2 separate regions of the Mus musculus genome follow, and region 1 is linked to region 2. A link is a contact called in ENCODE Hi-C or POLR2A ChIA-PET data. All regions are on one chromosome and are shown on one strand. Each heading gives the region's core, a stretch centred on a gene start or an enhancer-like site at or near the end of the contact. The rest is flanking DNA. Distances are from core to core; before and after follow the strand shown.

Region 1 (3,323 bases), core at 24-2,523, 37 kb after region 2:
TTCTTCATCTTCTTTTCCTAGACACTTTCTCACTGAACCAGTAGTTTTTTGACTCCAGCACGAGTGGCTGGCCAGGGAGCTCCAGGGATCTGTTTCTTTCCCCACAATCCCAACATTAGCTTTCTGCCTTGGTCCTCCTCTCCCTCTGAGGGTTAGGGATCTAAGCTAATGTGGATGAAACACATTAGGCTCTCTAGACTAGCATTGCCTTGGGCAATCTATCATATGCTGGGTGAACAGAATCCTCATGGGATTTCCAGTCCCTGTGTCGCAAGTCGATCTTGTGCATGTTTATCCTTGCAAGCAGGCTGCTGCTGCTGCTGCTGCTTCCTGGAAGAACCAAAAGACTTGGCCTTGGCTGGAAGTCAGGCTTTAAAGAGAAACAGCAGCAAGCCACTTGTGGTTTATAAGCGTGCTGGCTGGTTGTATTTTCAGGCTACTGTGTGTGTGAGCCGTGTCTCTTTCAGACCTCATCACAAAGTGCTGTGTGTGTCTGATGGGAAACAGGAAACAAGGAAAGGGGGCATCAAGGAAGGTCCTGGGTTTGAAGTTTGTTTAATGAAAGTTGAGGGGTTTGTGGTGAAGGGGTTCTGCCTTTGTTGTTGCTTTTAAGGAGACTGGGTTTATTTAGACCCATTTTCAGGGTACAGTCCATCAAGGTGTACATGGAAAGATGAGACTTCATTGCAGAGTTATCTGCAGGGCCTTCTGGAGAGTGTTCACAGAGTCCAGACACGCAGGGCCGCAGAGTGTCTGTCAGGATGGTGCTGATGTTGAGTGTGGCCTGTGCCTCAGGAGTCCTTCTGAACAAGGAAATCTGTTAGCTCCTGGGAGCACTGTGAAGCCAGCGGGTGGTGCATTAGGCCCCTTGTACTTTACCAGCTCTAGTTTTACATTTTATTTGGGGTGGTTTGCCTTTCCTTTTCTTTTGTACTTCAAAAATGCAAATTTTTTTTGTCCACTTGTAACTTTTGTGGTCTGGAACAAGTTGTCTCTGTCAAAAATTATGGGTAGTTTTAATTTCAGCTTGCTCCTCAGGCCTCTGTGTTCAGCACTTCCTTCTGGACCACATTTCATGTGAGCCCTTTGTTAGGGCTTAAGGCGCCGCTTCTGCTCTGCCTCCCCTGGCAGGCAGCTGCTTTTCACATCAGTTAGCATTTATTTCAGTCTGGGAGCAGGTGATGAGGAACCGCTCCCACTCACCTTCAGCTGTGTGGGCAGATTCCTAACGTGCCGGCAGCTTCTTTCACTAAAGCACAGGGACTTCTGTGCCTGAGTACTTGGCCCTAGGCCACTAGAGAGGTGGCCAGGAAGGGCTAGGCATTTAATGACCCCCACACAGTGTTCAACCCAGGAAATCGCCTTTCTTTTTCTTGTAGCATCAACTCTGTAGAAAGGACTGCGGTTGTCACATCTGCTACTGAGTTAAATGACCTTGTCTCTCTCTTCCTAACTGCTTCACACTCCCTCTCCTGTGCTCCTCCTGGGATTCCCGACCCTTCACCCCCTCTCTACAAGTAAGCCACTCAGTTTATCTCAGTTATTTTGGGGGCAACCCAAATCTGGATTTTTGGATTCAGGGTAGCTTTAAATTTTACTTATTGAGTTGGCTGGCTGGCTGGCTGGTTTTTTTGTTTGGTTTGGTTTGAAGATGGGGTTTCTCCCTGAGTATGCTGTCTTGGAACGGAACTCTCACTGTAGACCGGGCTGTCCTCAAACTCAGAATTCGGCCTGCTTCTGCCTCACAAGTGCTAGGATGGAAGTGTTTGCCACTGTTGAGCCATTTCTTCCGTCCTCAGAGTGACTTTATTACAGACCTTGCCCACCTTTCTTTCTCTCACAGGGAATTCGTGACTTCCTTTCCTTCATGGGGATATTGTCACTAGAGTCAGGAGTGCCTGGGTAGAGGTGTGAGGAGAAAGGGTTGTGAATCTACCTACAGCCTCAGCCTCTCTTGAGCATCTTAATCTCTGTTCCTAAAGAGAAGAGTAACAGGTGTGACCAGCTTCTCTCTATAAACCCAGCTGCAGCTGTCCACTGTAAACTAATCCAGAACTAAGTACTTCCAAAAGCTGTCAAATTCAGTGCTGGAAAATAATTAAGATGTGAACAGTACACGCATAACCCAGCAGCTGCAGAATGCCGGTCCCACGTGTGTTTGTAGGTGAGCTCCCAACACCATGATTGATACAGTTTGGTAAGAAAGTAACTTGGAGAGTCACCTTTGCTTCACATAACAGTTATCAATGTCATAAACAGAGACTGTGACTCCACTGCTAAGAAGTCTAACTGGGTTCTCAGCAAGGGGACAGAAGCCGGGCTACACAGCTATGTCCTTCCCCGTAGATCAGTTCTGCTGGCCGCTAACAAGAGCTCCTCCGAGTGCCCAAGTTCTTATTTCAAGAATGTTGTTCTTAACAGTTTCTTTGCTGCTGTTGGTGTGAGTTCTCTTTTGTTTGGCTCTTTCATTCCTAAGTCATTTCTCCCTTTTCATTGAGAACAGGTCTCTATCAGTTTGGCCGGTAGGGTATTTTCTTGATTGATGGTTGATGGGCCCCCCTCACTGAGGGTGGAGCTAACTGCTGCCTGGGCAGAGGGTCCTGACTTGTACAAGAACGCAGAGTGAGCAAGCCAGTGAGCAGCATGCTTCCGTGCCATCTGCTTTATAGATCCTGCCTCCAGGTTCCTGTCTTGACTTCCCTCAGTGATGGAGTGTGATCTGAGAGCTGTAAGCTGAAATAAACCCTTTCTTCCTCAGTCACTTTGGTCATGTTGTTTATCTTACACAGCAGTAGAAACGCTAACCCCTTCAGTTACCGTCCTCAGGATATATTTTGGAAGCATGTTTGGGCTGCAAGCTGTTCATGGTTGTTCTGGAGTTCTTTTCACGCCCCTTCACCTAGAGTGCCCATTCTCTCTGACTCCCAATCTTTGTTCTACCCTTACTACCTTAATGCATTCGTTTCTTATTTCTAAAGACTTTGATTTTATTTTAATTAGGGGTGCACTTAAGTGCTGGTATCCACAAAAGCCAGAGGCATTAGATTCCACTGAAGCTGGGATTATGGGTGGCTGTGAGTCACCTGGTGTGCTAGAGCAGCAAGTGTGGTTAACCACTGAGCTTCCTCCCCAGCGCCCACCTGCGTGCATGTGGATAGCCTCAGGAATTAGTCTTTTGATGTATTTTGTGGGGACTCTGTTGTCTGTTCTTCAAAGCCGAATTTCAAAATCCACTACTGGGTTCTTTTTTGTTTGTTTGTTTTTGTTTTTCGAGACAGGATATCTCTGGATAGCCCTGGCTCTCCTGGAACTCACTCTGTAGA
Region 2 (3,442 bases), core at 781-3,280:
CCCAAGAATCCAGAAATTCCTCAGTCCAAAACTCTGGATGTCTCAACTCGTCTTCAGCACACACTGGAATTTCAAAAAAAAAGTAGGGTCTAATGCCAGTGAAGGAATGGACCTGTTAGCAAGGCAAGAGAAAGCAAGCAAAGGGCAGAAGCTCCCTTCTTCTGTGTCCGTATAGGTTTCTAGCTGAAGGTGTGGCCCAGGTTGAAGGTACATCTTCCTGATTCAAGATCTGGATCAAAGATCTGTGTCTTCCTACCTGGAAAGTGAGGACTAAAAGTGGATTCACCCACCTAAAGCCAAGGGGGAAAAATCTCTCACAGGTATGTCCTCCATTTCTGGATTGTAGTTCATGCTAGATGCAATCAAGTTGACAACCATCACAGAAATTTAATCTTTTTTTCTAGAACTCCTTCAAAAAATTTTAATGTCATACTTTAATAACATCATCATCATCAGTTGCAGACGCTTGAGCCCAGCCTGGTCTACCAATGGGAAACGTCCCAGTCCCAGAGTTGCTTCTACGGGGTTAACTCACGGGGAATTTTCATGCCAGCTTATGTCAATGAGTGATTACTGCTATGAGTATCCTATTTCCAGAAAGCTGGTCAATTTCAAGGTTGATTGCATGGCCCCAGTTCCAGCAACTGCACTCTGGTTTGGTCAGGTCAAACAAGGGCTTGCCATAAACATTGCTTCACCACCTCAAACTTGTTCCCGTATTTCCTCCGATGGGAAGTAAGTACCTATGTCCAGCCTCTGTAATGCCACTTTACAACTTGCTTTCCTGGTAAGGTACTTTCTGTGACCCCCCCCCCCCTCCTCGTGCCTGGGATAAAAGTCTTCCTTCCTTCCTTTTTTTTTTTTTAAGATTTATTTATTTATTATATGTAAGTACACTGTAGCTGTCTTCAGACACTCCAGAAGAGGGAGTCAGATCTTGTTACAGATGGTTGTGAGCCACCATGTGGTTGCTGGGATTTGAACTTCAGACCTTCGGAAGAGCAGTCGGGTGCTCTTACCCACTGAGCCATCTCACCAGCCCCCTTCCTTTTTTTTAAAATACCAATTATAGTGGCTTTTAGGCAATTCGTGATTACTCTATTAACTATGTCTGTGGGGTAGGGAAGAAGTTGATTCAATAGTGCCAAAATGGTGGTAAGGAGATAGAGATATGAGGGCATAGACAGAGCCATAAATGTCTCTGGGAAGTTTGACTGGGAAGGAGAGGATGGCTGCAAGGAATGGGAAAGGGCGGGGCATTCTGAGCCATCCTCCCCTCTTCCCCCTCTTCCCCCCCCACCCCGCTTCCCCCTCTTCCCCCCCCCCCCCGCTTCCCCCTCTTCCCCCTCCCCTCCCCCTCCCCCCTCTCCCCTACCCCAGACCTGGCCCAAGAGGGAGGGAGGAGCTGAGCATAGTACATGCTGTGAGGGAAGGATCACCATGTCCAGAAGAGACTCGGGAGTCCCTGAAAAAGAGTCCAGAGTTCACAAATAGAGACCAGGAGGGCACGGGATGCAGCTCCAGGTGGACCAGCTTCTAATGGAGATCTGGGTGCCTCTGCACTGCAATCCTCTTAGGGGCTTGAAAGAGAGTTGGTAGAGCAAGGCAAGCGGGCTACTTCCTGAAGGCTTCGGCTTCAGTGAAGCACAGAAGTCATTCGAGGAGAAGCATTTAGGCTGTGTGGACAGGGGGCCAAGGTTGACTACTGAAGGGCAGTGAGGGGAGGGGTTACAGACCCATACCTATGAGGACATTAAGGCAGTACACAGCTTGTTTACAGCACAACATCAGAAGCAGCACATTATTGAATATTCATGTGGCTGGAGAAATGCATCAATATTTATCTGTGATGTTTATGTTCTTGGATCTAATGGCCCTCTAAGAGAGTTTAAGTTTCTTGGAAGCATAGACCCAAGGCAAGGTACACAGCCGGGGGGTTCTTTTACTTACCCTCTTTCGATCTTTTATTCATGCAGTAAATATTTATGGAGTATTAGCCATGTGCTGGGCACTGTACTCAGTTGGAGTGTGGCTATGAAGAGCCGTGCCTGTGGGATAGAGGGAGATGCCTTTCTTCTAGGAGCTCAGATTCTGGGTTCAGAGGTGAGCAAACAAACAAAGGCATGGTGACTGCATGGTCGTCTAGGACAACAGAAGCAGGTGGGGAAACACAAGGTGAACAGACAGGAAGGACCTGCGGCTCCTACTGAGTGTGCTGCCGTAGAGCCTTCCAGAGCTGACTCACACATAGCCAGAGAGGATCCAGGAAAGCCTGCAGGCAAAGGGATGGTGTGTGGTAAGACAGAAAGGCAAGGAAGCTTGCGCGATGTGACACAGACAGCAAGAGATCAGGAGGTCAGTTCAGGCTGGATCACGTGAGGCTTTTCAATGATGGCTGTCATCTGAAGCACGCAGAAGGCGGTTACTGTGAGAGTTACGGATTGGGAGGATTGTTCTGGGGACTGGGTAGGAAGTAAACTGGAGGGACATTGGAGAAAGCACATTGGAGGCTACTGAGTGCACGATCTCGATGAGATGACCTGACCATAGCTTAAACTATAGAGGGACGGTGGGGATGGAAAATGGAGGCTCAATTTGTAATCTACTCCAGACACAGACTAGCAGAACTCAGCGTTAAGTGGGTCACTGTAGAAGGGCAGAAAACGAAAGCAGAAGACCAAGCTTGCCTCCTCATTTTTAAGTTACACAACAGAGTCGAAGGTACCATTTGATGATACGAATGATACAGACATTGGTGAAGAAGTCCAGAGTCTCACCCTGAACAGAGCACTCTGAAATGTTTCCCGTGGGTCTGAGATTCTGCAGCATCAAGAGCGGGTCTAGACAAGAAACCTGGGGCTCAGCAGAATGGCCATCTTCAGCCTCTAAACAAGAAAATCATCTAGAGAGAGAATTTTAAAGAAGAAGATGGCACAAAAAAAAGAACCTGGAGCTGGGTATGGTGATGAGCACACCTTTAATCCCAGCACTTGAGAGGCAGAGGCAGGAGGATCTTTCTGAGTTTGAGGCCAGCCTAGTCTGCTGCCTACACCAAGGTGGAGGTACCGGGTGATATGAGAAACAGTTTGAGTGGGATGGTCAAAGCAATTGTCAAAGGTGAAAGCCTTCTATTGTAACCCCTTGTAGTTCTTAGCTAAGACTATAAAGACTATCAGAAGCAAAAAGCAGGATTATTAACACCACACTTAGTGAGCATCACACAGAAGCCTCCTGAAACACCTCCAGGCAGAGCCTCAGAGCTCTGGCTTATACAACAACTTCCAGCAAGATCAAGAAATTAGAGTGGGGTGGTGGCATATACTTGTAATGCCAGCCTGCAGACATAGGAGGATAGCGTGTGTTACCCAAGGGACAAAGGCAGAAGGGTTTTGAGTTAGAGACCAGCTACATAGACAGATCTTTTCTAAACAAACAAACAAAC

What was found. Hi-C counts contacts between places; a loop is a spot of excess contacts on that map. ChIA-PET counts read pairs that join two places held with the same protein, here RNA polymerase II (POLR2A).
Region 1: POLR2A ChIA-PET joins it to region 2 with 10 read pairs in embryonic stem cell. The contact joins the enhancer-like site here to the promoter of 4930527F14Rik in region 2. A Hi-C loop is called at or near these places in 1 of 37 maps with a recorded cell type or tissue (heart). POLR2A ChIA-PET finds 5 or more read pairs at or near these places in 3 of 5 experiments (Patski and embryonic stem cell).

What each region holds. Positions count from the first base shown.
Region 1 is chr14:45,505,086-45,508,408 of GRCm38, reverse strand. The region is part of intron 2 of Fermt2 (fermitin family member 2); the gene reads left to right. Among named protein-coding and RNA genes, the nearest start is that of Fermt2, 23 kb to the left of the region's middle. Within about 2 kb of position 1,273, at least 2 of the 3 ENCODE cell types and tissues checked have a DNase peak (open chromatin) inside an H3K27ac peak, as active enhancers do; they include heart, where a contact is called at or near this core.
Region 2 is chr14:45,542,298-45,545,739 of GRCm38, reverse strand. 4930527F14Rik (RIKEN cDNA 4930527F14 gene) reads right to left here and starts at 2,030. Exons shown (of 7, transcript NR_045809.1): 1 at 1,951-2,030; 2 at 1,383-1,465. It overlaps Gm41144 (a long non-coding RNA gene), which reads left to right and starts at 2,341. Exons shown (of 4, transcript XR_003951187.1): 1 at 2,341-2,355.